Linked DNA regions of Homo sapiens: region 1 is linked to region 2. A link is an interaction called in ENCODE POLR2A ChIA-PET data of the cell type or tissue named here. Cell type or tissue: OCI-LY7. All regions are shown on one strand. Links, peaks and the distances in the headings refer to the core of each region. The heading gives the core; the rest is flanking DNA. Region 1 overlaps ACYP2 (acylphosphatase 2). Region 2 overlaps PSME4 (proteasome activator subunit 4).

Evidence for each region. ChIA-PET counts read pairs that join two places held together with the same protein. Peaks named below come from ENCODE experiments on the same cell type or tissue, not always from the same donor. Only the 100,000 strongest peaks of a DNase experiment are listed, where the experiment ranks them.
Region 1: POLR2A ChIA-PET joins it to region 2 with 5 read pairs; 12 of 35 experiments call an interaction of 5 or more read pairs at or near these places.

The regions. Positions count from the first base shown.
Region 1 is chr2:54,117,067-54,133,471 of GRCh38, forward strand. All of the region lies in intron 1 of ACYP2 (acylphosphatase 2), which reads left to right. Among named protein-coding and RNA genes, the nearest start is that of ACYP2, 9.7 kb to the left of the region's middle. In OCI-LY7, for the core only: no CTCF peak of the experiment used is centred there; no DNase peak of the experiment used is centred there.
Region 2 is chr2:53,952,634-53,969,038 of GRCh38, forward strand. The region is part of intron 1 of PSME4 (proteasome activator subunit 4); the gene reads right to left. Among named protein-coding and RNA genes, the nearest start is that of PSME4, 10 kb to the right of the region's middle. In OCI-LY7, for the core only: a CTCF peak has its summit at 12,694; no DNase peak of the experiment used is centred there; H3K4me3 peaks cover 640 bases; H3K27ac peaks cover 816 bases.

The sequences.
Region 1 (16,405 bases), core at 3,870-8,869, 160 kb after region 2:
GAACGAGGAAGCTAGACTTTAGAGCGCAAAGAACCGAGCATACTGACATACTGATTCTTTGAAGAGAAATTTAGAACTCATTGTATTCAACAGCTCCAAGTATTAAATTTTTTGTCTGGATGGAGTTATTATTGAAATTATTATTAGAACACTAGATGAAAATATAAAAAGTATGATAAACATTATTAAAATTTAAAGGTAAATTTGTGTTAGAAGTTTATTTTTTTAATTTTATTTTTTTAAGAGATGGAGTCTTGCTCTGTCACCCAGACTGGAGCAAGTGCAATGGCACAATCATAGCTCACTGCAGCCTGGAACTCCTGGGCTCAAGTGATCTTCTGCCTCAGCCTTCTAAGCAGCTGGGACTACAGGCTCATGCCACCATGCATGACTAATTTTTAAAATTTTTTTGTAGAGAAAGGGTCTCTGTTGCCCAGGCAAGTCTCGAAATCCTGGCTTCAAGGGATCCTCCTGCACTTCGCCTCCCAAAGTGATGGGATTACAGGCGTGAGCCACTGCACTCAGCCAGAAATTTATTAATGAGAAGACTGGGGGTGTTTATGGAACCTCGGTTGGTGGAAGAGTTGAATTATCCTTGTATTTGGTACTCTAGAGGTTTTTACACTTTGGTGCAGTGTACCAGGGTAAGATTAAGAATGGGTAAAAGTGTGCCTTTTGTAAAGAGATCTTTTTTTAATTTAATTTTATTTTTATTTCCTATAGGTCTTTGGAGAACAGGTGGTGTTTGATTACATGAATAAGTTCATTACTGGTGATTTCTGAGATTTTGGTGCATCCATCACCCAAGCAGTTTACACTGTACCCAATGTGTAGCCTTTTGTCCCTCACCCCGTCCTACCCTTTCCCCCCTGACTCCCCAGAATCCATTGTATCATTCTTTTATGCCTTTGCATCCTTATAGCTTAGCTCCCACTTAGAAGTGAGAACATAGAATGTTTAGTTTTCCATTCATGAGTTACTTCACTTAGGATAACAGGAGACCTTTCTTTCAAAGGATGATTGTGCAAAGGGAGGTAGGAAAGGAGTCTCAGGTCAGTTTTAGGAAGGAATATATGTGGAAGTTGAAGATCTGGAAATTGATTCCCTGAACATTATGCATGGATCTGTACTCTTTAGAAAGTCTTTGAGTGAACCCAGCGGTATGTTATCCTGCTTTGAAAACTGCCACAATAAGTCACCAAAACACGTAATGTAAAATACGAAAGTGGTGGCAAAGATCACCTGACAGAATGGTCCACTAGAGACAAATGGCAGTAGTGAAGGAGTCTGTGTGTGTGTGTGAATGTGTGACATTTATTATGGGTGTTCTTTGTGCTGAGCATTTCACTGTTGTTTACTTAATCATCACAATTTTGTGAGATGCATGTCTTATTCCTGTTTTAACAAGGACAAAACAGGTGCACAGAGATTCAGTAACTTGGACAAGCCCTTAGTTGACAAATGGGATTTGATTCTACATCTCTCTGACTTTAAAAGTTGTGCTTTCCCATTATAAGATGTTATCTGCTATTACATTATATATTTCTATTAACTATACAATTCCACTTTTGTGCACATAGTGGTAACACGGTATATAATCAATTTGGACCAGCAGTAAAAATATGGAAAAGAGAAACGTACTATACATAAATAGTGGGGTTTAAAAAGTCAACTTTAGGGCAATAATTCCTATAGTTTGCAGTATGCTAAATGGAAGAGAGTACATGCCCACTATTGATCAAGGCATAGTATGTAGTACAAACTCACCATCACATATTTACATACATCTACATTGACATTCCCTGACAATTTAGAATGTGCCAAGCTCTGTACTCAACATTTTACATATATTGTCTCATTTAATCCTCATCCCTGTAACTGCAATGGTTTTTCTCATTTAACAGATGGAGACATTGAGGCGTGGGGAAGTAACTTCTTTCCCAGTTATACACAAGTTAAGAAGTGGGATTTGAATCTTAGTAGTCTTTTTTTTTTTTTTTTTTTTTTTTTTTTTTTTAACAGGGTCTCATTATGTCACCCGGGCAAGATCATAGCTCACTGCAGCCTTGAGCTCCTGGGCTCATATGATCTTCCTGCCTCAGCCTCCTCTTGAGTAGTTGGGACTACAGGCATGAGTCACCATGCCCAGCTAACTTTTTAATTTTTCCTTGGTAGAGAGGGAGTCTCACTATGTTGACTAGGCTGGTTTTGAACTCCTGGCCTCAAGCAAGCCTCCCACCTCGGCCTCACAAAGTTCTGGCCTTATAAGCATGAGCCACTAGCCTGGGCAACAGAGTGAGACTGTCTCTAAAGAAACAATAAAATAAATAAAGTATGGAATAATAAAATTTTAGTGAAAACTGTCTTGTTAGAAATAATGGCTATGAAAGTAAATTCGCAATGGAAGAACCTATAATTGGGAACATTTATTATGGACAAAATACGGATTGATAAAGTCATCATTAAAATATTTGAGTGGAAACTATTCCCAGTGAAAATTGTTTCAATGACATGAAAGTGAACATGGAAAAAATGGAAAATGTTTTAACCCTCCTGTATGGAAAATTGATCAATGAATTAAATTGGCTTGCTTGAGTTTATTGCAGAAAACGTTTTCCAACCAAAAATGATGTGTTGTTAGTATAGGGACCGTACAACTGGTTTAAGCCAATATGGATACATTATTATGAACTAAAGTCCTTACTTTTTTCAAGGTTTCCTTAGTTTTTACCTAATGTCTTTTTTTTGGTTCCAGGATCCCATCCAGATACATTTAGCCCCCTTGCCTCCTCAGGCTCCTTGAGGCTGTGACATTCTGTTAGACTTACCTTGTTGTCGATGACGTTGGCAGTTTTAAGGAGTACTTTGAGGTCAAGTACTTTGTAGAATGCTCCCCAATTGGGATTTGTCTGATATTTTTGTTATGATAAGACTGGGATAATGGGGTATTGGAAGGAAGACCACAGAGGTGAAGTGCTGCTCTTGTCACACCTATCAAGGGTATATACTGTCAATCTGACTTATCACTGTTGATGTTAACCTTGATCACCTGGCTGTGATAGTGTTTGTCTGGTTTCTCCACTCTAAAGTTACTCTTTTTTTTCTCTCTCTCTTTTCATCCTGTACTTTAAAAAATCTTCACATTCTCAAGGAGCTCCACGTTTTTTCCCCATCAACTTCCCTTGCATCAAGGACTTTGGGAGAGGGTTAAGAGAGCTGGGGACTGAGCCCCTGTGCTTTTAGAGTGTTTGTAACTGTGGCCTGGTTTATAATGTTTCTATAGATGTTTAATTATATTTACATCTAGAATAATATAATCTGAAAATTTGAAAGGGAAATTGATTATGCTGTGTATAGATGCTTTGATGCTTTACCAGCTCTCAGGGGAATACTAATGACACTCCTAGAAATGCATTGTGACTATCTGTTGGTATACATGTGCTTAGAATTTTTTTTTGACTGAGTTTTTTTAGAATAAGAGTAGCTTATTTGACTACTGATGACACAGAATTCTTTCAGTGCCACTTTGCCAGCCAGAAATCTCCACGGCTAGTGGCACCTCTGCCCAGGCTTTGCTTGGGCCCACTGGGCTTACTCTGCCCACTTGGCCCAGCAGACTGCGCTCAGGCTGTGCTACTGGTCTGGATCCTGCGCTTGCCTTGGCTCTGTGGTCAGCCCGCAGCTGGTCCAGGGGTGCCGTGACCAACTTCTACCTTGGATGCTGGTGTCTGGATGAGGGGGATGTGGCAGTGCCCAATAACTTGGAGATGCCAGCAACCACAGAGCCCCAAGGTGTGTTACAGCTTTTGCTTGGGGAGTCCTGAGGCCTGAGCCTCCAGAAAGTGTTACACTGTCGTTCATTTCTGCTGTCTGCAGCTTCAGTGAATGGGAGCGTGTCACAACTCATTGGGTCCTGCTGCCTGCAGCTCAGCAAATGGGGGCATGTTGGCACACAATGGTTTTTTCACTCCTATAGCTCGGCGAGCATGAGCATATGTTACAGCTCTTTTTGCACCTGCCATTCGCTCTTGTCCCATGACCAAGAGGAATGAGGTACGCGGACACTGGAGAGTGAACAAGGCAGAGAAGAATTTTATTGACTGACAGAAAAGCTCTCGATAAAGAGAGGGGACCCGAAGTGGGTAGCCCTCTGTGTGAGAGGGGGCCTGAAAGTGGATAGCCATCTGTAAGGCTGAGTCTGGGGTTTTTATGGGCTCAGAATGGGGTGTATGCTAATTGTTCCATGGGTGGGCCTGGAAAAAGCACCATTCAGTTGGCTAAAAGGCATCGAGGAAGTTCTCACTCTGGTTGTGGACTCCACCTGGAACTGGCAACTCGGTTTCAGGTTTCACTTGAAGGTCTGGTTTCACCGGAGACCTGTCCCTGTCTACCGAGGAATTTGTCTGTTTCCTACTGCTATAACTGAGATGAATACCATATTTCTTAAATATTGCTTAAAATGAAAACTGGGATGAATTATTAAATGGCTTTGTCAGATAATGCATGATTTAGAAGTACACATTTTTCTTACATAGACAAGTAAATGGAAAAGCTGTGTTTTAGAGGTTGAAAATATTAAGTACCACCATTAAAGTCAAGAAACATAAATATGGTTAACTCTAATTCCCTCTCCTGTCTTTGTTCTTATAGTATTTTATTTATAGTAGTTATACTTTGTGTTTATCCTTTTAATCATTCTGCTTTCAGCTACAGTTATCTGTGTACACTTGTATGTGTCTCTCACTAGAAAATAATGACAGTATTTTGAAGGTCAGGCTGGTGGCTTGTTTTCATATCCCCTACACGGCTACGCCTCTAGTGGGTCCTTCAAAAGTGAACTGAATTAAATTGAAGTATTTGGGGATATCTGGCTTGGAGAAGAAATTGTAGTGTGATGGCTGTTTTAACTGTTTGAAAGATGCCGTGGTGTATGGCTCCAGGGAACAGAACCTGGACTGATGGTGAAAGGTTAAGTAAGGCAGAATTTTATTCCACATAAGGAAAGCTTTGTAACAATTAAAGATATTTACAGTCATTAAGGGCTGCTTTGTAAGGCAGCATATAGATCACTTCCTGCATTCAAAATTGACACATGCAGTCAGATCCCAGGATGAAATGGTAGGTTACAATATAAAAAATAGGATTTTACATGAAAAGGTGTTGACATTTAAAACTCATCACAGGTTTCTTTAAATATCAGTGTGTGTTTGTCAATTCAAAGTATGATTTACTTTGCAAACATTCCTCTCAGGGTTTCTCACTGACACCTCTTTCCACAAAGTGAGGTACAGTTGTAGTGGACTGGACCTTGACTGAGCAGCATATCGTGCTGGAGTCTTTTATCACCAAAAGGGCTGATGTCTGCCCCAGTTTCCAGAGCAGAGTGTCTGTAAAAAACCTGCATGTGTCATATCAGCTTTCCTTCTCTTCAGCAAGTGAGGTGGAAAAAGTATGGGGAGGCCACGAAAGCCCATAGATAAATCTCCTACAGAAGCCCTGTCCCAAGAGGGCTGTGTTCCAGCCAACACTGATAAAGTGCAGAAAAATGTCTCCACATCTACCTTTTCTTTCTATATAGATATCTATCTGTTGTGCAGTATGCTTCATACTAGGAATCAGGACTCTCAGAAAGATTCTGGGAAAATTCCTGGTGGCTTATGAAACTTTGAGCAGTTGATTCCTGCATGGTTCAGTGCCTTGCAGAGTTAATGGGCTAGAAGTCTTGAGACTCCTTGGCTCACCTTCCTCCCAAGGCTTTAAAATAAGAGTTGTAGTTTGAGGGGCCCAACAAATAACACCTATCTTCATTGTGTGAGTTACTGTCAAGACAAAGAGTAAAGCGGAGTTTTAGGAATGTGATGTCTATCTGCAGGTAAGTGGACTTTATAATGACCTGTACTACAGAATTAAACAGTGGCCACCCCAAACTTCAGGCACAGGGAGGCTACTCTAGGGTAGAGCCAGAAGTATGATCCCTGTGGGTAACTTGCTCCCAGCGGGAGGAAGAAGAGGACATGCCTGGGCTGTGCATGTTTCTCCTTCTAAATTTACCCAGTAGATGAGTCACTGCATGTCCCTGTGACAAGGGCAGGGTAGAAAGTAGCCAGGAATGACACACTAATGATACGCCTCCTCACAGAAGGAATTTCCGCTAGAGAGAAAGATGCTTTCTCCTGCAGAAATAAGTTATAAAATCTAGAGAGAGCTCAGTCATTTAGTTCTACTTGCCGTACTTCAAGAGGATCTTCACTGCAGTTGTTTTGGTATGGAGTGATAGGAAAAAGTCAGGGAGGTTGTACGGTAAGCAAAATTGGAGAATGACTGCCCTTGTTCTACAAATAGAGGTAGGAAGGACTACATCATAGTCCTGTTTTCTGCTTTCCTTTTTTTGTGTGTGTGGCATTAACAAAATTGAGATATAATTTACATAACACTAAATATACAGTAGTTTTTAGTATATTCACAATGTTTTGCAGCATTACCATTAATTCCAGAACATTTCCATCACCCCTCCTTCCCTTTACCAGCTGCTTCCCATTCCCCACCTCATTCCCCCATTCCCCACTTCTTCCTCCATCCCCTGGCATGTTAAAGTGCCTCAGGGAAGTCAGGGACAAAGTCTCTGATGTCCTTGGCCTCTCCCTCAAGATTTCAAGATTGCTGCTTAGCTCCAATCATAATATTCATACCATGATTAGGAGAAAAAAGGGTACCAGTGCAATACCCCGACATGGAGAAACCACTAACTCCCAGCCAAGTCAGCCCCTGTTGAAGAGCTGTCTTGAAAGTCCCAACCAGTGATACGGCTTACATTTCATTGGCCATCCCCACTATAAGGAAGTCTGGGAAACATCAACTGGCACATTGCTGCCCCAAGTAAAATCAGAGTTCTGTTAGAAGGGAAGAATGGGAGAATGGATTTGGGGTATGCAACTAGCTGTGCCTGTCACAGTCGTTCATATATTAAATACACTTCTAAACAATTATTACATTTGATGTTTTTTTCCCAAGTAGTGACACAAAAGGACACATTACAAAAAGATTGTGATCTTGTGTCCATAACCTCTCCTTCAAAACACTGGCTCCGTAACCAAAAACAACCTAAATTTCTATTAAGTTCATATTGAATCTTTTTTTTTTTTTTTGAGACAGAGTTTCATTCTTGTTGCCCAGGCTGGAGTGCAATGGCGCGATGTGGGCTCACCGCAACCTCCGCCTACCAGGTTCAAGTGATTATCCTGCCTCAGCCTCCTGTGTAGCTGGGATTATAGGCATGTGCCACCACGCCTGGCTAATTTTTTGTATTTTTAGTAGAGACGGGGTTTCTCCATGTTGGTCAGGCTGGTCTTGAACTCCCGATCTCAGGTGATCCACCCTCCTCGGCCTCCCAAAGTGCTGGGATTACAGGTGTGAGCCACCACGCCCAGCCCATATTGAATCTTTTCTATATGATTTATTTCAGCCTTGTTTATTTCCATCTATTACTGCCTTAAGCAATGGGTGACACTTTTATTATCCACCCAGTTTGTCAAGAAGTATGAATTTAACCAAAAATTGTGCCTCAAACTTACTGTTTTAAGATTTAATAAATGCATGTGTGTATTGTTACCATTCATAGTTAAAAATGCTTTTATTTGTTTTTTTATTTGTTTGAAACAGAGTCTTGCTCTGTCACCCAGGCTAGAGTGCAGCAGTGTGATCACAGCTCACTGCAATCTCGACCTCACAGGCTCAATTGATCCTCCCCCACTCTATCCTCCCTAATAGCTGGGACTAGAGGCAAGTGCTATCATGTGCTATCTAAGACGCATGTGCTAACTAGAGGCATGTACTGTCATGCCCAGCTACGTTTTGTATTCATATTTTTTGTAGAGATGGGGTTTCACCATGTTGCCCAGGCTGGTCTTGAACTCTGGACTCAAGCAATTCATCTGCCTTGTCTTCCCAAAGTGCTGGGATTACAGGCATGAGCCACCATGCCCTGCCCCAAATGCTTTTAAATTTAAAACTTTGAAAATTTAAACCAAATTAACATATGCACATGGATTTAAAAAAAAAAACTCAAAACAGTATAGAAAAGCTGGTGATAAAAAGCAACAGCTACCATATCCTGCTCCAGTTTCCAACCCCAAATCCTGTATATTCTATAAAACAACCAATTTGACCATTTATTTTTAAAGTCTTGTGGTTTTTATGTCTTTTGTTATGTATATACTATGTGTGTTTGGGCCATAATCCTGAAAGATACAATTCCAAACGCCATAATCTTGCATGTTGAAATTCCAAAACATCAAAATCCTTAAAGTCTAAAATCCCCCAAATCACAGTTCTGAAAGATCAAAAATCCCAAAAATATAATCTGGAAAAAATCATTCAAAGAGTATTTAAAATACTAATTTTTGGCCAGGCACGGTGGTTCATACCTGTAATCCCAGCACTTTGGGAGGCCGAGGCGAGCAGATAACCAGAGGTCAGGAGTTTGAGACCAGCCTGGCCAACATGGTGAAACCCTGTCTCTACTAAAAATACAAAACTTAGCTGGAGATGGTGGCAGGCGCCTGTAATCCCAGCTACTCAGGAGGCTGAGGCAGGAGAATTGCTTGAACCTGGGAGGTGGAGGTTGCAGTGAGCCGAGATCGTGCCATTGCACTCCAGCCTGGGGAACAAGAACGAGACTATGTCTCAAAAAACAAAAACAAAACTAGTTTTTAAACATATTAAAAAGGGGATTCAGGCTGGGCACAGTGGCTCACGCCTGTAATCCCAGCACTTTGGGGGGCCGAGGTGGGCAATCACTTGAGGTCAGGCATTCAAGACCAGCCTGACCAACATGGAGAAACCTGGTTTCTACTAAAAATACAAAAATTAGCTGGGCATGGTGGTGCACGCCTATAATCCCAGCTACTCGGGAGGTTGAGGCGGAAGAATTGCTTGAACCTGGGAGAAGGAGGTTGCAGTGAGCGGAGATTGCACCACTGCACTCCAGCCTGGGCGACAGAGAGAGACTCCGACTCAAAAAAAATAAATAAATAAAAATAAAAAGGAGATTTATTTGAGAAACATTTAAAAACACAACGGAAACTTCATAGGCCAGTTTGCAGAAGAAGATAGGTAATAATAACGTATGTATTTTTGTGACTGTACACACTGAGGTGTACTGATGACAGTCACATAGGTGTAACAGTTACGAGAAGATGAACTATATTCATAAGGAAGTAGGTCTAAAAGCAAAATATATAAATGCATATCACTATAGTTGGTAATTCTGTGCAACCAGTTTTGTAACTGGTCATCTGACATACCTTGATGGACAACCTAAGTCTTTTGATGAGATTGATCAAAAATTGTGACGGATCACCACTGTATATGCAGTCACTCAAAAAGCCAGGATGTCAAGAAATTTTATCTTTCACAAATGTACGTATACAAAAAGGACATCTCTTCATTCATTAAGGAAGTTTCAACATTTTTTACATACATACACAATACTAAGTCAGCGTTGTGGTGACACACTCATAGAGTCAAATTTGCAAAAAAAAAAAAAAAAAAAGCATAAAACAAATTAGAACTCTAAAACTCTTTACAAAGTTTATGCTTCTGGCCGGGTGCAGTGGCTCACGCCTGTAATCCCAGAACTTTGGGAGGCCTAGGCGGGCGGATCACCTGAGGTCAGGAGTTTGAGACCAGCCTGCCCAACATGGTAAAACCCTGTCTCTACTAAAAAATGCAAAAAATTAGCCAGGTGTGGTGGTGTGCATGTGCCTGTAATCCCAGCTACCCGGGAGGGTGAGGCAGGAGAATAAGTTGGACCCGGGAGGTGGAGGTTGCAGTGAGCCGAGATTGTGCAACTGCACTCCAGCCTGGGTGACAAGAGCGAAACTCCGTCTCAAAAAAAAAAAAAAAATTGACATGCAAAAAAGTATATTACAGTGAAAGATTATAGGCAGTTGCATGGAGGTAGTCCATAAGAATTGGCCAACTTTTCACAATCATTATCTATATTTTGAAGTCTTCCTTCATGATGAATAGCTGCTTTTTTTTTTTTTTTTTGGACATGGCTCTTTTTGGAAAATACATTTACATCCGTATTCTACATGGCACTGCTCTTTTTGAAATTCTTCTATGATTTGATATACACTGACATAATCATCCCCTATTAAGGTTTTCCATCTTCAGTGCTATGCTTCTATGTTTTGCATACATGGAAATTCATTCTGCATGCACTCATATACAGACTACAAATTTAGTGCAGACTATACTTGTGATCAAACAACAACACCGTTATATGTCTTGTAATCCTACCATGCACATAATTATTTTTAAACCAGTCAGTAACTTTGCTGGTTTCTTCAGGCAAATGCAGATTCAATCCATTAAAAGCTGGGCTGGGCGCAGTGACTCACACCTGTAATCCCAGCACTTTGGGAGGCCAAAGTGGGTGGATCATGAGGTCAGGAGATTGAGACCATCCTGGCTAACATAGTGAAACCCCATCTCTACTAAAAACACAAAAATTACAAAAATACAAAAAATTAGCCCGGTGTGGTGGCATGCACCTGTAGTCCCAGTTACTCTAGAGGCTGAGGCCGGAGAATCGCTTGAACCTGGGAGGCGGAGGTTGCAATGAGCCGAGATCACACCATGCCACTCCACTGCAGCCTGGGCAACAGAGCGAGACTGTCTCAAAAAAAAAAAAAAAAAAAAAGCTTCTGGAATTTCATCACCTGGAAGGAAAGCCAATGCAGACAAATGACACATTTTTAAATTGAAGTTTTCATCATTGCCATATCTCATGGCCAATCGACTCATCTAAGTTTTCCACTAAATGCATCAGACTGAATGGAAAAAATAAACTTTGTTAGTGACATCTTGAAATTCACTTTCAGAAGCTTTGTTGCACCTAATCTGTCATTATGATTTGGGGATTCAGTTGAATCCATTTTCTTTTGCAACATCCACCAAATCTTCAAATAAGTGTTTTATAAAGTGCTTCCCTTTTGTCCAGTCATTCATACATAAATGAGTGGATAAGTTCTAGAATTTTGAGATCCAACAGGGGGATGAATCATATGCAATTGGCAAAAAATGGTGGGGATGGTTTTGAAAGTGCCACACATTAGCCAAACTGAAGCATGCACTGGTTTTTCTTTGTTAGATTGGGTGGTTTAATAAATAGAAGTCTATCTTCTTTGATGGACAGATCCCTGATCAAGAATAGTTCATCATTTAACGTGTTTTGTATCACTGGAGGAACCTCTGTATCAGCAAGTGCCTTTCATTCAGAAGTTCACTGAGCTTTTCAAATTCCATTTTTTTTTTGGCTGGAGGTAGTGGCTCATGCTTGTAATCCCAGTGCTTTGGGAGGCTGAGGCAGTTGGATTGAGTGAAGCCAGAAGTTTGAGACTAGCCTGAGCAGCATAGTCAGACTCCATCTCTACAAAAATTTTAAAACTATCCAGACGTGGTGGTGTGCACCTGTAGTTCTAGCTACTTGGAATGTTGAGGTGAGAGAATTGGTTAAGGCCAAGAGTTTGAGACCATAGTGAGCTATGATCACACCACTGCACTCCAGCCTGGGCAACAGAGTGAGACCCCATCTCTTTAAAAAAATTCCTTTTATTCTCCGATGAAGGTTATTTTTTTTCCTTTTCCCCCCTTTTTTAAAAAAAATTCAGTTGGCACAAAGGAAGGATTTTTTTTTTAGGGCAAGCGTGGTACTATGTGTGAAGATGCGGAAGTCATACACAATTGAATAATTTGGCAGGGGAGATTTCTTGTATCTTTTGCCTGCATTTTCACTTCTCTGAAACACTCAAAACACTGAGGGCAGATCTTACCCACTTGGTCTACTCAGACTCACAGTAATCTCTGGAAACACCCTTACAGACACACCCAAAATAATGCTTTATCAGGTTTCTAGGTATTCCTTAATCCGGTCAAATTGACACCTAAAATTAAGTCCACAAATCCAGCCCTGGTCAATTTGGCACCCATATGTGTCTCCTTAAACCATAATTCACTTCCAAATAAAGACAATAACAAGGTAATAGTTCTGTTTAACATGATGCAGCTAACATGATGCAAATATTATGCACACAACCAAACAGGTACTAATCGTATCCCCAGAATTAGGCTTTCTAGATTTTATCATTCAGAATTTTAATCTTTCAGGATTGTGATTTTCAGGATTTTAATCATTAGGGATTTTAGACTTTAGAGATTTTTAATTAAAATTTTTATTTTTCTTTCAGAAATGAAGTCTTGCTTTGTTGCCCAGGCTGATCTCGAACTCCTGGGCTCAATCAATCCTCCTGCCTCAGCCTCCCAAAATGCTGGGCTTACAGGTGTAAGTCACCACACCTGGCTGACTTTAGGGATTTTGATCTTTCAGGATTTCAACATTTAGGATTATAGCATTCAAGATTATGATTGGCACTAATACTATGTATATGCCTAATGTTATGTATATGCATAATGTCAATTTAGGCATTATTAGTAACTTCTTGCTATCTATTATAGTATATATACTATCTATTATATATAATAGATATGTACTATGGAGATATATGTGAGCATTAAGCATGTATGTCTACATATATATGTGTATTATATATTCAGTCATTATATATTATCACTGTGTAAAGTTCTACTAGAATCAACATAGAATTCTTGAGATTCTTTCCAGAACTTTGAATGCAGTAAATTGAGCATCATCACTTTGAAAGTAAACTTAAAGTCTAATAAATATGATTATATGTATATTCACAATATACATTAACAATAAATATAATATATAATCAATATGTTAATATTATTAATGATATTATATTATAAATGTATAATACATATATAATAAAGATATATAAAAATTTATATGATAAATTATTATAGGATAGTTAAATATTTCACATAAATATTTATCAGCTGGTTTTTAAAAATTCATTTATTCAACAACCATGTGCCAAGCTCTGGTCTAGGTGTTGGGGACACAGTGGTAAGTAAACAAGACAGAAAAATTCCTGTTCTTATGGAACTGACAATCTACTATAAAGATAGGAAATCAAAAAGTAAACAATGTATGTGCAAGAAACATGGGGTGCATTGCTGTTTTAGATAAATTTGTTGGGGAATATTTCTTTAAGGAGGTGACATTTGTATGGAGGGATAAATAATGGGAAGGAGCCAGTAATGAGAATATCAGGGGGAAGAGGATTCAGGCAGAAGGAATAGTCAGTACAAAGGCTAGGGGGCTTGGCATCTTTAAGGGGCCAAAGGAGGCATATCTGGCTGGAATGGGGTGAGTAAAGAGGAGAGAAGTAGGATATGAGGTAGAGGAATTAGGGGGCTGTGGCAACCAGAATACATTTCATTTCCAGTGTAGTGGGAGCCCCTGTGGGCTTTTAAGCTGGGGAAGGAAATGCTTTGATTTTTAGTTAAGAAAAGGAAACCATGTTGGGTGCTTTATGGAGAATACACTGTAAGGGGGGCAGAATTGGAAGCAGGGAGGCTAGTTAAGGAGGTTCTTGTAGTAGATGAGTTGAAAGATTATGGTAACTTTAAGTATATAAACATTATCACCCATTCTTCTAGACACAGTTGGAACAGAATTAAACTATTTTTCAGTAAATCTTCAGTAACGACTGGGGCCTAGAAATAATTTAGAAAATGAGTACAATGCATGGGTTTGAATATTTAACTATGCGTGGTATCCAGATATGCCCTGATCTCAAACCTCGGGCCTTTGAGCATGCTCTCCTATCTGTAATGTTCTACTCTCATCATACTAATTTTTGCTCATCATTGAAGTCTCAGCTCTAAGACCTGTTTTTCAACAAGCCAGCCCTAAAATCACCCAAGAGTGATTGTCTGTCATGTAGCTGTCTTATGAACTCTAATTTATATCTAGGCTTATGGATTTTACAGCTCCAAATTGTCCATTATTTTAATTGCCATATTTAATTGCCAGTTTACTTGTCCATCTTTCCCACTAGATTGTAAACTCTTAGATGCAGGGACTGTGTCTTACTCATCTCATTCTTTGCACTTAAAATTAGACAATTGAAAAATGTTTGTTAAGTCAATAATCAATGTTTAACTGTGTGCCTATTAGATTTACCTGAGTTACCTCATTCTTAGATTATGTTAGTGTGAATAAAATATTACATCAATAGATTGGAGCAGGTAATTTCCTTAACACTGCAACACATAGTGGAATATCTGTGTTTGATTCCACTTTAAAAATTTTCTCAAACCCCATCACCATAGGCTAATGGTCTTTGTCATCATCAATGAATAGATGGTGGAAGGGCTGCTCGAGATTCGTAAATGTTGAAAGGACGTTGCTCTTCACTGAGGGGCATGTTGTCAGTTTCCCTCTTTGGGCAGCTCCAGTATTTCTACTAGTAAGTGGTACAGATGGAGGGAGAAATCTACGTGACAGGCTGCCTAGGCTGTGCCAATGTCAGGTCCCTTTAGGGTGCAGGAGGGGAGAGTTGCCTTTTTATCATGCATGGTTTTTTCCATGTAATTCGTCTGACTTGTGAAAAAAAGGTGAGGCAACAATGACATGCAAATACATGAGTTATTACCAACACCAACTTGAACAGTGTGATGGAGCGTGCATCAGATCTGTGGTACCCTACGAGATTTTAATTTTCTCCTTTTGATGCAATTCTTACCTGAAATATAAACTCTTTTCAAATCTCTCCCAGACCTTTCTTTAAGGGGGAGTCAGCCATTGCTTCTAAACTTTAGTGGGCATAAGAATTGCCTGGAAAGCATGTGAAAACAGATTACTGGGCTCCACCTGTAGCATTTCTGTTCCTTGGAGGAGGGGCCCAAGAATTTTATTTTCTGAAAAAAACTCTCAGGTGCTGCTGTTTCATGGACTACTCTTTAAATAGGAAAGAGATGGACTACGTGTTTCTAATTTCTGTTTACTGCCATTGCAAGTGCTTTCTCTTTTCATAACGCTAATATTCTGGCCTGTTAGCGGTTGAGGAACTCAGAGGGGAATATACACAATACAACCTAGACCAAAACTTTCAGTCTACTTACTTGGTCAGTGTCTTACTGTGTTCTGGGATCCCCTTACCCTTATGATAAAAAGACGCACACTTTTGCCTGCACAGTGCAGCTTGTCTTCTCTCCTGTTTTATCTCTCTCCTACCTGGTCTGGTTGACCTGAAGTTTCTGGAATTTTCTGCTAATTCCTTTTATATCTACCAGCTAATGTCTTCCCCTCCATCTATATAACAGATTGCCTTTCTGATTCTCTTTCAGATCAATATGTCCCACTCATCATTCCTCCACATTGAACATCTATCTCTTGAAATATTTTTATAGCCCTATAAAAACTCCATTTGTGATACTATCCTGTCTTCATTGCTTTGCTGCTTTTTTTTCCTTCATACTTGTTGGGTACCACAGTATACTACCATCAGGAAACTATAAATCTGCTTACAAAACTGCATAAAATATCTAAGCTACTGATGCTTTCTTCTGTATCCTCTTAACCAGGCTTAACTGCTGTATGTAGAATCAATACCTTTTGGACTCTTTGGAGATTGATCCATCCGCTGTGACTTCCCAGTGTATTTTTTCCCAATGTATTATTTTTCAATTGAGATAGAATATAAATTCAGCAACATTCACCTTTTATAGTGTACAATTGAATGATTTTTTTTTTTTTTTTTTGAGACTGAGTCTCGCTCTGTTGCCCAGGCTGGAGTGCAATGGCATGATCTTGGCTCACCGAAACCTCCGCCTCCCAGGCTCAAGTGATTCTCCTGCCTCAGCCTCCCAAGTAGCTAGGATTACAGGCACCCACCATTATGCCCAGCTAATTTTTGTATTTTTCTTGAGATGGGATTTCACCATATTGGTCAGGCTGGTCTTGAACTCCTGACCTCAGGTGATCCACCCGCCTTGGCCTCCCAAAGTGCTGGGATTACAGGTGTGAGCCACCACACCCGGCCCAATGAATTTTTAACAAATGCATACAGTCATGTAATCCTCACCACAACTGAGATATAGAACAGTCCCATCACCCCGAAGTTCTTCACCCCCCATTGTAGCACTCTCCCCTCTACTCCTGGCCCTTGGCAACTGACAATCAGTTTTCTGTCCTTATAGTTTGCCTTTTCCAGAAAGTGGAGTTACACAGTATGTGTGAGTCTGGCCTCTCTTACTTAGCATAATGCATTTGTGATTCATACGTGTTGTTGCTTGTATCCCTGGTTCATTCCTTTTTATTGCTGCAGCTGCATGCTATTCCGTTGTGTGGATCTACCACAGTTGTTTATCTATTCCCAATGTTTTTTAATTGCTATATCCTCTCCTCTAAATTTAAGCACTTTTTTTTTCTGTCATTTGGCTTTTGAGTACGAAAAAGTAAATTTCCAAA
Region 2 (16,405 bases), core at 9,338-14,337:
ACACTGTACTCTAAGCCAGCAGTCCCCAACCTTTTTGGTACCAGGGAGAATCTCATAAGGAGTACACAACCTAGATCCCTTGCACGGGCAGTTCACAATAGGATATGAGCTCCTATGAGAATCTAACATCATGGCTAATCTGACAGGAGGTGGACCTCAGGCGGTAATGCCCAATCGCCTGTCCACTGCTCACCTCCTGCTGTGCAGCCCGGTTCCTAACAGGCCACAGACCCATACCAGTCCCTGAGCTGGGGGTTGGGGGACCCCCTGCTCCAAGCCACTGAAGTAACTTAGCTACAGCCCATTGTTTTCATTGCAGTAGACAGACAACTGTATATTTAACATTAGTTAGGGACATAAAATTAACAAAGCTCAAATTTTAATACTATAAAAAGAGACCAACAGGGGGATTCCTGGAAAGCCTAGGGCTGCTGACAAATCTAAAGATTCTGGAGGGACTCCTCAGAAAGCTTCTATTTCCCCCAGTTCCTCGCCAACCAGCAAGTGGTTCTTATCTCAGCATTTATCAAAATATGGTGCAAGAGATTTGTTTTAAAAGGGCACAAAAGTTCTAACTATAAAAAGAAAATTAATAAATTGGTCTTTATCATAAATAACTTCTAGTCACTATAAGACACCATTAAAAGTAAAAAGCCCAGAAATACATATATTTGACAAAGAACTCATATCCAAATTACTAGTAAGAAAAAGACATAATCCAATTAAAAATGGGCAAAAAGGCTGGGCGTAGTATACCTGTAATCCCAGCACTTTGGGAGGCGAAGGCAGGAGGATCAATTGAGATCAGGAGTTCAAGACCAACCTGAGCAACATGGTGAAACCCCATGTCTATTAAAAAAAAAAAAAAAAAAAAGAAAAAGAAGAACTATGCAGGGTAACTTTTAAAATGCATTATTCTTGGGATCCAAAAATCCTAGGAATATTAAATCTCAGTAAAGCTGTTTGTCTTTTTTTTTTTTTAAGGTGAATGAAAAATAAATTCCTGGAGTGCTAGAGTGCAGACTACCAATCTTCATTTTTTAGACTACTCTGGTTTGACTTTCCTGTAAGCTTAAGTTCAAAAACCCTACTTTAGACTGTATCTACAGATGGTGCATTCCCTCTTTCCAGTTAATTTTCACATTAGGTTTTAGGACTAATGATTACTATTAGGTGTCCCAAAATAACTGAAAACCCTGGTAAACAGTCACGATTGAACGTGATTGATATAGAATATTTCTTTCAACCATCCAGAATATATGGATAACAAGTCATTTTGTTCCATCCTCCCACAGGGGAAGAACAAAAAAGAGTAAAAGATAATACAATAGCATTTCCAGCCGCTTCCTCCTCACAGCCCTACAGTGTATTAATCAAATGATTTAATTTTTAATCATAAGAAAGACAGTGGGCTGGCCGGGCGCGGTGGCTCACGCCTGTAATCCCAGCACTTGGGGAGGCCGAGGCAGGCAGATCACGAGGTCAGGAGTTCGAGATCAGCCTGACCAACACAGTGAAACCCCATCTCTACTAAAAATACAAAAATTAGCCGGGTGTGGCGGCACGCGCCTGCAAACCCAGCTACTCGGGAGTCTGAGGCAGGAGAATCGCTTGAACCCGGGAGGCAGAGGTTGCAGTGAGCCAAGATCTCGCTGCTGCACTCCAGCCTGGGCAACAGAGGGAGACTCCATTTCAAAAAAAAAAGGAAAGAAAGAAAGACAGTGGGCTAGGCGCCATGGCTCATGCCTGAAATCCCAGCATTTTGGAAGGCAGAAGCAGGAGAATCACTTGAATCCAGGAGTTCAAGACCAGCCTGGGCAACAGAGTGAGACCCTCATCTCTATTATACATATTTAAAAATGTAATAATAACAAATTAATAAAAATCCTTCATCTAGCAATACTATCTTGAGTAAATAATTCAGGTCAGGTGTAGTGAGTCACACTTGTAGTCCCAGCACTTTGGGAGGCCGAGGCAGGCAGATCACTTGAGGTCAGGAGTTCAAGATCAGCCTGGCCAACATGGCAAAACCTCCACCTCTTCTAAAAAATACAAAAATTAGCTGGGCGTAGTGGCAGGCGTCTGTAGTCCCAGCTACTTGGGAGGCTGAGGCAGAAGAATCAGTTGAACCCTGGATGTGGAGGTTGCAGTGAGCCAAGACTGTGCCACTGCACTCCAGCCTGGGTAACAGAGAGACCTGTCTCAAAAAAAAAAATAACAATAATAATAATAATTCAGAATATCAAAGTCAAAATGCCAAAATGAGCGAGACACTGTGGCTCACGTCTATAATCCTAGCACTCTGGGAAGTTGAGGAGGAAAGATCACTTGAGGACAGGAATTCAAGACTAGCCTGGGTAACAAGGAGACCCCGTCTCTATAAAAAAAATCGCCAGGTGTGATGGCACGTGCCTGTAGTCCCAGCTACTTGGGAGGCTGAAACACGAGGAGCATCTGAGTCTGGGAGGTTGAGGTTGCAGTGAGCCATGATCTTGCCACTGCATTTCAGCCTGGGTAACAGAGCAAGACCCTGACTCTCCAAAAATAAAAAATTTTTAAAAGGCCAAATGCACATATGTAATTTCCAAAATTTCCTGAAAAAAAATCTATAAGTCTAGTATGAGAATGGCTTGTTAAAGTGTGGCTTATTCCTTTAGACTAAGCTTGTCCAACCGATGGCCCAGGATTGTTTTGAATGTGGCCCAACACAAATGCATAACTTTCTTAAAACATTTAGGTTTTCTGCAATTTTTTAAAGCTCATCAGCTATCATTAGCGTTAGTATATTTTATGTGTGGCCCAAGACAATTCTTCCAATGTGGGCCAGGGAGGCTAAAAGATTAGACACCCATGCTTTAGACTATAATGCAGTCACTTAAAATTGTGTTTTCAAATAACCTTTAGTAGAATATGGAACGGAATATAATATTTATAAAGCAAGGCTCAAAACAAATATATATAACTAAATAAAAATACATAATCATTCAAGGAAAAAGAAACAAAACAGGCCCAGCACAGTGGCTCATGTCTGCAATCCAAGCACTTTCGGAGGCCACGGCAAGCAGACTGCTCGAGTCCAGGAGTTTGAGACCAGCCTGGGCAACACTGCGAGACCTCGTGCCTACAAGATATACAAAAATTAGCCGGGCGTGATAGCGCATGTCTGTAGTCCCAGTAACTCAGGAGGCTGAGGTGGGAAGATTGGTGGGGCCTGGGAAGCGAAGGTTGCAACGTGCCAAGATCGTGCCACTGCACTCCAACCTAGGCAACAGTGAGACCTTAGTCCCCAAAAAAACCAAAACAAAACAAAAAAAGAAAAAAGTAGATACCATAAAATAGTCTCTCTGGGAGCCAGGTACAGTGGCTCACGCCTATAATCCCAGCACTTTGAGAGACTGAGACAGGCAGATGGTTTAAGCCCAGGAGATCGCTTGAGCCCAGGAGCTTGAGACCAGCCTGGGCAACATAGCAAAACCACATCTCTACAAAAAATTTAAAAATTAAAAACAAAACAAAACAAAACAAAAAACCTACCTCTGGGTGGTAAAACTGAGAAACTTTTTTGTGTTTTTCAAAACACATTTTCAGTTTTTTCACTTTCTAAAAGTAAATAGGCTGGGCCTGGTGGCTCAGGACTATAATCCCAGCACTTTAGGAGGCCAAAGCAGGAGGATCACCTGAGGTCAGGAGTTTGAGACCAGCCTCGTCAACACGGTGAAACCCCGTCTCTACTAAAAATACAAAAAATTAGCAGGGCATGGTGGTTAGTGCCTATAATCCCAGCTACTCGGGGGGCTGAGGCAGGAGAATCGCTTGAACCCGGGAGGCGGAGGTTGTAGTGAGCCGAGATCACGCCACTGCACTCCAGCCTGGGTGACAAGAGCAAAACTGTCTCAAAAAATAAAAATAATAATAATTTAAAAAAGTAAACAGGAATTATTATTCTATATATTTTTTGAGATGGAGTCTCTCTCTGTTGCCCAAGCTGGAGTGCAGTGGCCCAATCTCAGCTCACTGCAACGTCCGCCTCCCAAGTTTAAGCGATTCTCCTGCCTCAGTCTCCCAAGTAGCTGGAATTACAGGAGCCCACCACCATGCCTGGCTAATAGGAATTATTTTTATAATTAGAATTAACAATGAAAAAATTAATATCAAAGTTCTAATGTAAAATACAATGTTTAAAATCAGATAATCAATATTTCTGCATTTCTGTGTATTATCTTAATTTAAATGTCCCTTATCAAAGGCTACTTAAATAACGTCTTAAGAGTCAACTTGAATAGGTTTCTCACCAATCAAAAATGAAAAGGGTGTGAATCAAGGTAATTGCAACTGATATGTTTAAAACCATTGAGTTCATGAAAAATATCAAAACAAAACAAAACCTCACAGGCCACATCTTTCAGGAATGCCAGAGAACCAAGTCATTAACTTAAAAACTGGTAAATGAAGGGGAACAATTAAGCTTTACCCTGCCACTCCTACAGGCACTCAGGATAAACAACATTTCATGAGGAAAAGTTCTTTAGAGCAGTGGTCCCCCAAACTTTTTGGCACTTAATTTTAACACACAGAAAGGACCGGTTTTGTGGAAAACAATTTTTCCACAGATGGCGGGGGTAGTTTTGGGATGATTTGAGGACATTATATTTATTGTGCACTTTATTTCTATTATTATTAAATTGTAATATATAATGAAACAATTACATAACTCATCATAATGTAGAATCAGTGGGAGTCCTGAGCTTATTTTCCTGCAACTTAGATGGTCCCATTGGGGGGTGATGGGAGACAGTGACAGATCATCAGGCACAAGATTCTCACAAAGAGCACACAACCTAGATCCCTCTCATGTGCAGTTCACAACAGGGATTGTGCTCCTAAGACAATCTAATGCCACCACTGATCTGAGAGGAGGCAGAGCTCAGGCAGTAATGTGAGCAATGGGGAGGGGCTATAAATTCGGCTCAGTACAGTTACTTACAGGCCACAGCAGATTAACAGTACGTGGCCTGGGAGATGGAGACCCCTACTTTAGAGATTCCCACCAAATAAGCAGAGTAAAATGTTTAAGTATCACCATTTTGGAATCCCTAGCGATGTAAAATGGCTACTAATATCATCAAGAAGTAAGACATTATGCATCTCCTGATGACAGTATATAGTACCACTTATTGCACAGTCTTCAGAAAGCAAAACTTTATGTGCTTAATAATGGTAACAAAATATTGTGTGAGACAAATACGAACACTTTGAGCTTACAAAAACTATGTTCACTTTTCAATCTCCTGTGGAACACACATAAAAACTTGTTGGCCAGGAGCAGTGGCTCACTTGAGGTCAGGAGTTCGAGACCAGCCTGACCAACACAGAGAAACCCTGTCTCTACTAAAAATACAAAAATTAGCTGGGCATGGTGGCACACGCCTGTAGTCCCAGCTACTCAGGAGGCTGGGCCAGGAGAATTGCTTGAACTAGGGAGGCAGAGGTTGCAGTGAGGCAAGATCGCGCCACTGCACTCCAGCCTGGGCGACAGAGAAAGACTCTGTCAAAAAAAAAAAAAAAAAAAAAAATTAGCCGGGCATGGTGGCGTGCACCTGTAATCCCAGCTACTCGGGAGGCTGAGGTGGGAGAACTGCTTAAACCCAGGAGGTGGAGATTGCAGTGAGCTGAGATAGCACCGCTACACTCCAGGCTGGGCCACAGAGTGAGACTCCATCTCAAAAAAAACAAAAAAACAAAAAAACAAAAACTTGTCATAAACTAAGCCACAAAAAAAACCTCACTTATTTTTAACACATAGACATCATTCTGTCCAATCTGATTATGATACAGTGTAAATCAGAAAATACTAATGGGATTATAACCAAGAGAAACCAAATCCATTTGAAAACACACACGAGTCTTAATTAAACAGTCAATATCAGACTTTAAGGCATTCCTCTCCCAAGAGGCGCTTCCTTTAAAGTCAGATTCAGGACAATAATGACTATTCTTACCATTATGATTCAGCATTATTCTGAATCTAGATCAAAAGAATAGGTAACAAAAATTAGGGTAATTATTTCAGGTAAGGTGGAACTAAAAGTATGGTGTCAATGCTATGATTATACCTAAAACATCTGAAACAACTTAAAAAAAAAACACTTTTAGACTAAACTTTAAAATCTACTGAATACATATTTAAAAAAAAAAAAAAAGTCAGGAGCCTTCCTGTATAGCATCCAGATAAAAAGTAACAGTGTTGACGGAAGATTGTTCCATTCAAATTACCAACAAAAAAATTAATTGAAAATTTCTCAAAGAGAAATATGCAGGAATTACATGTTAAAACTTTACTAAAATGTAAAATATTTAAACAAATGGCGAGAAATAAGGACTTTTTAAAATGCCACTTAAGAGCTGGGCGTGGTGGCTCACACCTTATAATCCTAGCACTTTGGGAAGCCAGGGCAGGTGGACTGCTTGAGCCCAGGAGTTTGAAGCTAGCCTGGGCAACATGGCAAAACCCTATCTTGACTAAAAATACAAAAATTATTTTGTATTTTTTACTGATTATTGTATTTTTTATTTATTAATTATTTTGTATGTACAGGTGGTGTGCACCTGTAGTCCCAGCTATTTGGGAGGCTGAGGCAGGAGAATCGCTGGAACCCAGGAGGCAGAGGTTGCAGTGAGCTGAGACCATGCCACTGTACTACAGCCTAAGTGACAGAGCGAGACTCTGTCTCAAAAAAAAGAGGGGGGAAAAAAAGCTGCTTAATCCCTGACAGCTAGGGCTAAATGACAAATATTTTACAGCAAGGAAAACTACCATGACCCATGAGATCTCTGAACGACCCCCTCAATTAATTTCAGGCAGTAACTTCAACTCCTGCCCACCCAAAATAAACACTTCACCATAGCTATATCAGTTCCAGTCTTTTCCTTCTCTTTCCAAGGTTTCACCATATAGAAATAACAAAAAAGAGAGGTAAAAGTAGCAGAGAAAACTAAGGGATCAGGAACAAATTACTGTGATTTTATTCCAAGACTAAGTCCTTCATCATTACATATAATATTAAAAATGTAGATAAAGCTTCTCACTGCCAGAAACACTGAGTGAACAAATAAGAGGAAAGGTTTTTTCATAAACTCACCTCCCCTATTTTCAATTACCTGTATATTCAAAAAGCATTTCTAGAGCAAACAACACATACAAGACAATAATGACTCAAACAGTTCCTTTGGGCCAACAACTCGCAATCAAATAAGACAGTCAGATATGACATTCCAAGTACCTGGAAGACGAAACATGTAAAAGTGAAATAAAATAAAGCATTAACAGATTTTTGTGGATTGATTTTTTTAGCCCAATTTTCATCATATATTAAGTGGTCATTGACTTTGAAAGTTTAGAAAGCTGTCATCACTTAAGTTATACCCTGAAGAGGCAACCTGAGGTCAAAATAATCTGACCATCTGCAGAATTAAGAGTCATAGGAGGCCAGGCATGGTGGCTCACGCCCGTAATCTCAGCACTTTGGGAGGCTGAGGCAGGTGGATCACTTGAAGTCAGGAGATCCAGACCAGCCTGGCCAACATGGCGAAACCCATCTCTACTAAAAATACAAAAATCAGCCAGGCATGGTGGCGGGCGCCTGTAATCCTAGCTTCTTGGGAGGCTGAGGTGGGAGGATCACTTGAACCTGGGAGGCGGAGGTTGCAGTGAGCCAACATCAGGCCGCTGTACTCCAGCCTGGGCAACAGAGCGAGACTCCATCTCAAAAAAAAAAAAAAAAAAGGCACAGGAGACAGCTCTAGCTAGAGGAGCAGATTAAGAATGCATATTTCGGTGGCAAGGAGAAATAACAGAATAAAATGTTGTAAGTTTCTATTCTAGTTTGCTTTGCAACTAACATAATCAACTCTGGATATAACATTTATTGATTTCAACCAGTAGCCAAGTAAGCAGGAACAGCATGGTTCTACAACTCTGTTAAGAACTCAAACTGCTCTGTCAGTCCCTTGGGGAAGTCATTTAATCTCCATAAAATCTGGCTTTCTTCACAAGGCTATGGTGACAGACTGATAAACGTACATGAAAGATGCTATAACTTAACGGTTCTTCAGTGGGGCTCTGGGTACCAGTTGCTTTTGAATTTTTTTTTATGTTCCACAGATGTATCACCTGGTTTGAAAACCACTGGACTGGCCAGGCGCGGTGGCTCATACCTGTAATCCCAGCACTCTGGGAGGCCAAGGCAGGCGGATCACGTGAGGTGAGGAGTTCGAGACCAGCCTGACCAACATGGAGAAACCCAGTCTCTACTAAAAGTACAAAACTAGCTGGGCATGGTGGCGCATGCCTGTAATCCTAGCTACCCAGGAGGCTGAGGCAGGAGAATCGCTTGAACCTGGGAGGCAGAGGTTGCAGTGAGGCAAGATGGTACAATTGCACTCCAGCCTGGGTGACAGAGCAAGACTCAGTCTCAAAGAAAGAGAGAGAAGAAATGTTAAGTGTAAACCAAATACAGAAGTAGTCAACCTCAAGGTTCCAAATGGGAATATTTATAGTATGTGCTGCTTTTAACATTCCAATAGAGGTCTCAATGAATGTAGAGGTTTTCTGTTGCTGTTGTTGTTTGCTTACCGTTTTTACTACCATGCTCTCAGTTTGGTGTTCATATAGAATGAGATTTTGATCTAATTTTCTACAAAGGTTAGACAGAAACATAGATTAGGATTTTTGTATTTGAAAAGGAGGGAAGAGGCGCTAGGTGCAGTGGCTTATGCCTGTAATCCCAGCACTTTGGGAGGGCGAGGCAGGAAGATTTGAGCCCAGGAGTTTGCGACCAGCCGTGGCAACATAGTGAGACCCTGTCTCTACAAAAATAAAAATAAAATAATAAAAACCTAGCTGGGTGTGCTGATACATGCCCGTGGTCCCAGCTACTCCAGAGGCTGAGATGGGAAGATCGCTTGAGCCTGGGAGGTTGAGTTTGCAGTGAGCTGTGACAGCGCCACTGCACTCCAACCTGGGCGACAGAGCAAGACTGTCTAAAAATAAGGGGGGGAAGGGGGATGTTTGAAATGCTCATTCCCCATTGCTGTAAAGAAACAGCACTTCAACATAAATTTAATTTCCTCAGCAAGGCCATTTTTATACTTTCTGCAGAAAAGGTACACTCGCCAGCAGTTTTGCCAGGAGAGTACACCCAACAAAGGAGACAGGGTCATTTATAACCCGAAGCGTCCACCCTACTGTTGTGTCCGGTTTCCACTTGCTAGAACGGGACCTCACATTCTGTATTTGTCCCGATTGGCTAGCAACTTAGAACTTTTTAAAAGAGGCAAAGGCAGAGAACAAAGGAAGGAGGAAGTAACTTGTGGAATGCTGAGAAAGATAAAAACACCTTCAAATAAGGAAGAGGAACAGGCTATGACCTAATGCTTGCTTGGACCAGTATAAGCATGCCAGGGCAAATATTTAGGCTAAATTGTGGGAGCTAAGAACATAAAGTACATTGATTTCTTCATTATGGCTAGCAGATATTTAAGAATGTTTGCAAGGGTCTTTGAATAAATTTTGCTTGTAAGAGAAGTTACTATTTATTCCTAATTAGATGGGGAGGAAAGTCTTTGAAGAGGAACCTCTACTTTTTACAGGGGCGAAAGGGATTCTCTAAAAATAAGTCTCATTTAGCAGAAAAAAGTTAATTCCCAGGTTCCATAAGAAAAACAGTTCTTAGAAGTTATATAGTTATATGCTTATTTACAAGCTTGCCAAAAAAAAAAAAACAGTAAAAATTTGCCTCCACTTCAATTAACAACAGGTATTTCAAATACAATTTTATTTTACAACACTGCAGAAAGAACACTTGGGAAAACCATTCTTAAGTGACATTCAGATCTCAGAACATCAAACGGTACATTTCTTTTTTCTAACTGCCTTTCTTAGTGCCTCAAAGTAAGGCATTAAAACACAGTGGTCAGAATGAGATTTTCTTTTCAAATAATACATTCAGAATTCCTATTTTCTTCAATGTTTTTGATGAAGTTACCACCTGGCCTAGTCTGTCCTAAATGAACAAAAATGTGCACTGAATAAAGCACACAGCTGGGCACGGTGGCTCACGCCTGTAATCCCAGCACTTTGGGAGGCTGAGGCAGGCGGATCATGAGGTCTGGAGATCGAGACCATCCTGGCCAATAAGGTGAAACCCCATCTCTATTAAAAACAGAAAAATTCGCCAGGCATGGTGGCTGCACCTGTAGTCCCAGCTACGCAGGAGGCTGAAACAGGAAAATCACTTGAACCCAGGAAGTGGAGGCTGCAGTGAGCCGAGATCGCGCCACTGCACTCCAGCCTGGGTAACAGAGCGAGACTCAGTGTCAAAAAAAAAAAAAAAAGGACACATACCATATGCAGTGGCTCACGCATGTAATCCCAACACTTTCCCAACACTTTCAGGAGGCAAAGGTGGAGGATCACTTGAGCCCAAGAGTTCAAGGCCAGCCTGAGCAACATAGTGAGACTTTGTCTCAAGAAAAACTTTAAAAATTAGCTTGGCGTGGTGGTATATGTCTGTAGTCCAAGCTAACCAGGAGCCTGAGATGGGAGGATCGCTCGAGGCCAGGAGCTCAAGGTTAAAACAGGGGGGTATGATTGCACTCCCTATGATTCCAGCCTGGGTAAGAGACCAAGACCATCTCTTCAAAAAAAAACACACAAAAAAGAAAGAGCGCACTGAAACTTCCAGAGGGCAGAAAACTTGCGCTGATACATCCCAAACGCCAAAACCAGTGCCCAGCCCACGCATTGCACTCAAAAAATTGTGTTCAAAGAAGATTGATGTCTGCCTCTACTACACTGTATTAACCCATGACTGTACACTAACCTATGAGCCTCTTGTGTCTTCATTTTTTAAATGAAGGTAACTTAAGAGAATACTTGTTACCCCAGGATTGAGTCTAAGTCTTCAAAGGTAAAAGGCAGAAATGAAAGATGTCATAATGTGAAAATGTTCATTAATGAGCTATTTTCTTGATCTCTGTCCATGAGATTTGATTACAGTAAACCTTAGGCAAAAAAATGCAAATGAAATGGAAACTCAGAAGTAAAATCACAAATTTGGCAAAGAAGCAGAACCTTATGAGATTGATCAAAGTGATAATAGATGTTAATTTTTTTAGGTTTTATAATAGTATTGGTATTGCTTTTTTTAAAAAATTCCTTTTCCTTTGAAGATATATACTGGAAACATTCATGAATAAATAATATACTTCAAAAACAATGGGGAAAGGGGATGATGAAAAGAACATAACTGGCCATGAGTTAATTAAGTGAAGATAGGTGATGAGGTTCATTATATTGTCTTTTGAATATTTGATATTTTTCATAATAAAAAATATGTAATGAAAAGAGTTTAAATATTAGAAAACTTCAAATCAGAAACACACATATGCTCATTGGCCAGTGATGTTCAGGAAGAAATAGCCAATTAACTAGTGAAAAGAAAACGACAAGCTGTTTTCAAGAAATTACTGAGAGATCTCTGGAAAACAGTAAGGGCCTCAAATATTTTTGAAAAAAAAGTATATGTGTGACATCATCATGAAAAATCAAATGTATGCATGTGTAGAGACAGAGGGTATACAGGAACTCTATACTTTCCATTCAATTTTGCTGTGAACCTAAAATTGCTCTCAGAAATAAAATTTTTGAAAAAATCAAATATGAAATATGTCTTATTGTGCTATTACATTATACAACTTTATCAAAGAAATTCATGTTCTCCAAAATCAGTTCCTTTTTTTTCCCCTTATGGAAAATCAACTTTCTCACTACAAAGAAATTTTGGTTCCCATTTTGAATGATCACTTAACAACAAAGTAAAACCTCTTCTATCACTCTCTCTAACTGGTTCTCACTGATGAGTTTGGTAACTTGTCAAGATTTCAAGATTCATTTACAAATAAAACCACTTGCATTTATTGTGTACTTCAATTTCAATACTCAAACATTAGATACTCTTAGGTGCCTCATACCAGACAATGCAGATTCAGCAGTTAGCATTTCCTTTCTTTCCCAACACGGGGATGATATGAATGTGGGTGCTCCTGTGGCCACTTATTACTTTCCACAAGAGAAGGTTTGTGTATTTGATAACTCATACCTTGACTACACCTAAGTTTCTGGTGGTTACATAATCTAATCAAATACATTATGTGGTTTCAACTGGGATAATCAATCCACGAAGGCTGCATAATATTTGTAATAATAAAACAACTGTACTTTCAATTCTAAAGGGTGCCACAGTTTTAATTAGCAATTAAAATGACTTCACATTATAATATAGTCACTTAATCATAAAACAATACAAAACATGTCACTGTAGCAAACAGGGAATCTAAATTTGCTTCATCTTACACCAAACCCACATACTTCACTAAAATCAAAATTCTGTTTAAACACACACACACACAGACACACACACACACACACGAATCATGGATGGGATAAGTTGTAGGAAACAGTAATCCATTCGCTTATTCTCCATCCTTTTCCCGCCCTTTCCTCCAGACCAGTTTACCAGTTTAAAAGGAACAAAGAACTAGAAAGGCCAAGTGATTTTTTTTTTTTTTTTTGTAAGACAAGAGTCTCCCTCTGTCGCCTAGCCTGGAGTGCAGTGGCGCCATCTCGGCTCACTGTAGCCTCTGCCTCCCAGGTTCAAGCGATTCTTCTGCCTCAGTCTATAGGCGAGTGCCACCATACCAGCCTAAATTTTGTATTTTTAGTAGAGACAGGGTTTCACCATGTTGGCCAAGGAACTCCTGACCTCAAGTAATCTCAGCCTCCCAAAGTGCAGGGATTACAGGCGTGAGCCGCCACACCCAGCGCATCCAAGTGATTTTTCCAGCAGTATGTTGTGGAGCCCTGAGGAGGTTTCAAGAGTTCTACTATCAAGGAAGTATTTTTTTTTTTAATGAGTGGGGTTTTAATTTGCCTGAGGAATCCAATTTCAAGTTTAAAATTTTGGTTGTGTGTTTTTTTGTTTTTTTTTTTTTGAGTCAGAGTCTCGCTCTGTCGCCCAGGCTGGAGTGCAATGGTGCAATCGCAGCTCACTGCAGCCAGCCTCTGCCTTCCGGGTTCAAGCAATTCTTCTGCCTCAGCCCCCCGAGTAGCTGGGACTACAGGCACCCGCCATCATGCCCGGCTAACTTTTTTTTGTATTTTCAGCAGAGACGGGGTTTCACCATGTTGGTGAGGCTGGTCTCGAACTCCTGACCTTGTGATCCACCTGCTTCAGCCTCCCAAAGTACTGGGATTACAGGCGTGAGCCGCCACGCCCAGCCAAAATTTGGTTTTTTAACACTCCACTACTGGCACTACATGGTGACTCACGCCTGTAATCCCAGCACCTTGGGAGGCCGAGATCTTGGGCGGATCATTTGGGGCCAGGAGTTTGAGACAGCCTGGGCAACATGGCAAAACCCCCTCTCTAATAAAAATACAAATATTGGTCAAGTGTGGTGGTACTCACCTGTAATCCCAGCTACTTGGAGGCAGAGACATGAGGGTTGCTTGAACCTGGGAGGCAGAGGCTGCAGTGAGCCGACATTGTGCCACTGCACTCCAGCCTGGATGACAGAGCGAGACTCTGTCTCAAAAAATATAAAAATAAAAAATAAAACACTCCACTACTTAATTTAAAGTTTGAAAAACCACTAATAATCTAAAATCTTGCCAGGATAATAATGTTAGGCAGGCCACGGTGGCTCACGCCCATAATCCGAACACTTTGGGAGGCCGGGGTGGCCAGATCATTTGAGATCAAGAGTTTGAGACTGGCCTGGCCAACATGGGGAAACCCTGTCTCTACTAAAAATACAAAAAAATTAGCCAGGCGTCGTGGCACATGCCTATAATCCCAGCTACTCTGTCTCCAAAAAAAAAAAAAGATAATAATGTTGGAGGCAAGGCCAGATACACCTCACGTACAGATAACCTGAGGTGTTCTAACGAGCACCCGCAGCCCCTCATGAAAGGTCCAGAAAGGCAAGAGGGCAAAATCAAGTTTTTTGGGGTTTTTTTCTTTGTTGTTGTTTTTAAGATGGAGTCTCGCTCTTTTGCCGAGGCTGGAGTGGCGCTTGGCTCACTGCAACCTCCACCTCCCAGATTCAAGCGATTCTCCTGCCTCAGCCTCCTGAGTAGCTGGGATTAAAGGCGTGCACCACCATGCCAGGCTAATTTTCTTAATTTTAGTAGAGATGGGGTTTCACCATGTTGGTCAGGCTGGTCTCGAACTCCTGACCTCGTGATCCGTCTGCCTCGGCCTCCCAAAGTGCTGGGATTACAGGCATAACAAAATCAAGTTTTAAGAATACCTTTCTTCAACTCCCTTCATTCTCTACATGGGCCATACAAGTTATCTACCAATATTTCACTCACAGTGTCCATGAGCTGTCTGCCATTGTCCAAAGACCATTAATTTGTTCCTACTTTCTCTAATTTGTTTCAACTTCTCTGATTTGTTTCTTCCCTTATTAAAAATTTCCCTTGTGATGTGTTACATCACACAACCTCTCTTGACCAGACAGTTCTAGTACTTTAAATTGTCTGTACAGGAAAGCCTCTATCACATGGCCAAGTATTTAAAAATATAGAAATAACCTTTCTTCAGAGATGTTAAACAGACCTGCAAGTTTCTAAATGGACTGAACTACTAAAAATGAAGAAAAAAGTCAAAAAGAAGGCTGGGGCGGTGGCTCAGCCTGTAATCCCGCACTTTGGGAGGCCGAGGCACACAGATCACCTGGGTTCGAGACCAGCCTTGCCAAAATGGTGAAACCCCGTCTCTACTAAAAATACAAAAATTAGCCAGGCGTGGCAGCGCACAACTGTAATCCCAGCTACTCAGGAGGCTGAGGCAGGAGAATCGTTTGAACCAGGGAGGTGGAGGTGGAGGTTGCAGTGAGCCACGATAGTGCCACTACACTATCTTGTGTCTGGGCAACAGAGTGAGATTGTCTCAAAAAAAAAAAAAAAAAAAAAAAAAAAAAAGTCAAAAAGAGGGACCAAATGTAAAGCCTGAGAACCTTCCAAACCAGAACTTGGTCCCAAACACACCTCTGATGTCCAGATTACGGGTGCACATTTCTGATCAGCAAGATAGTCCCACTAACTCTCAACTGCATTTACACTTTGGTCTTTAGGAATGTACTTGATCTATGCAACTGTTTCCAGTATTTTACAAATTATTCAAACAGTTCTTGTAGAAAGATACACACAATGACTGATGTGAAGCTTGACAGGATTAAAAAAATAAAACTGCAGAATACCAGAGTAGAAATGCTTCTCAAGAATTTAGTCCAGGCCGGGTGCGGTGGCTCACACATGTAATCCCAGCACCTTGGGAGGCCGAGGTGGGCAGATTGCTTGAGGTCAGGAGTTCAAGACCAGCCTGACCAACATGGTGAAACCCTGTCTCTACTAAAAATACAAAAAAAGTAGCCAGGCATGGTGGCACTCGCCTATAATCCTACCTACTTGGGAGGCTGAGGCAGGAGAATCGCTTGAACCCGAAAGGCAGGGATTGCAGTGGGCCAAGATCCTGCCACTGCACTCCAGCCTGGGCAACAAAGCAAGACTCCACCTCAAAAAAAAAAAAAAAAAGAATTATTTAGTCCAATCCCCTCATTTCACGCACAAGCATACTGAAACACATGATTAAGTAACTTTCCCACAGTCTCAGAGCTAGTGGGAGAAACTAGATTTTCTTTTCATTACCACTTTCTATTCTACAAAGTACTAAATATGATCACCACTCAGCTTTCGTCACACGTTTTGGCATTATTCAGATGTTCACTTATGCAACACAGAAGGCTTAAAAAACAACAAGCACAACTATGAACAGGTCACCTTAACATGACTTAGGAAAAAAACACACCCAAGATCACAACATGTCCCACCGCATTCAAAATGTCTCATAGTGCAATATCAAGAATCAGTTTCCAGCATCTAACCACTATTCCAAAATAAAATTCTACCCAGTAGCATTTCTTGCTGGTTATTTAGCTATAAATGGTTATGGGTTCATGGGTATTAAGCCATCAGCTATCTGCAATCCAGCCCTAAACACCAAACATTAGCTCCATTGTTATTTTTAGCCCTTTCTAGGTACAAACTTTTATCTAATAAGCCAAAACAATAACAAAACTCGGAGTGCTAATTTACCAAACTTGTTAACAATAAATACTTTAGAAAACAATGCTTAACTATGCCTTGGTAGATTCTAGGTTTATAAATCCAAAGCAGATATGCCTTCACACCATGGCATATTTATATAATGTACACTAAAAAAAGCTGTTTGCGTCCCCAAAAATGGTAGGTATTCTCTGGCAAGTCTAATCCAAGTGATTA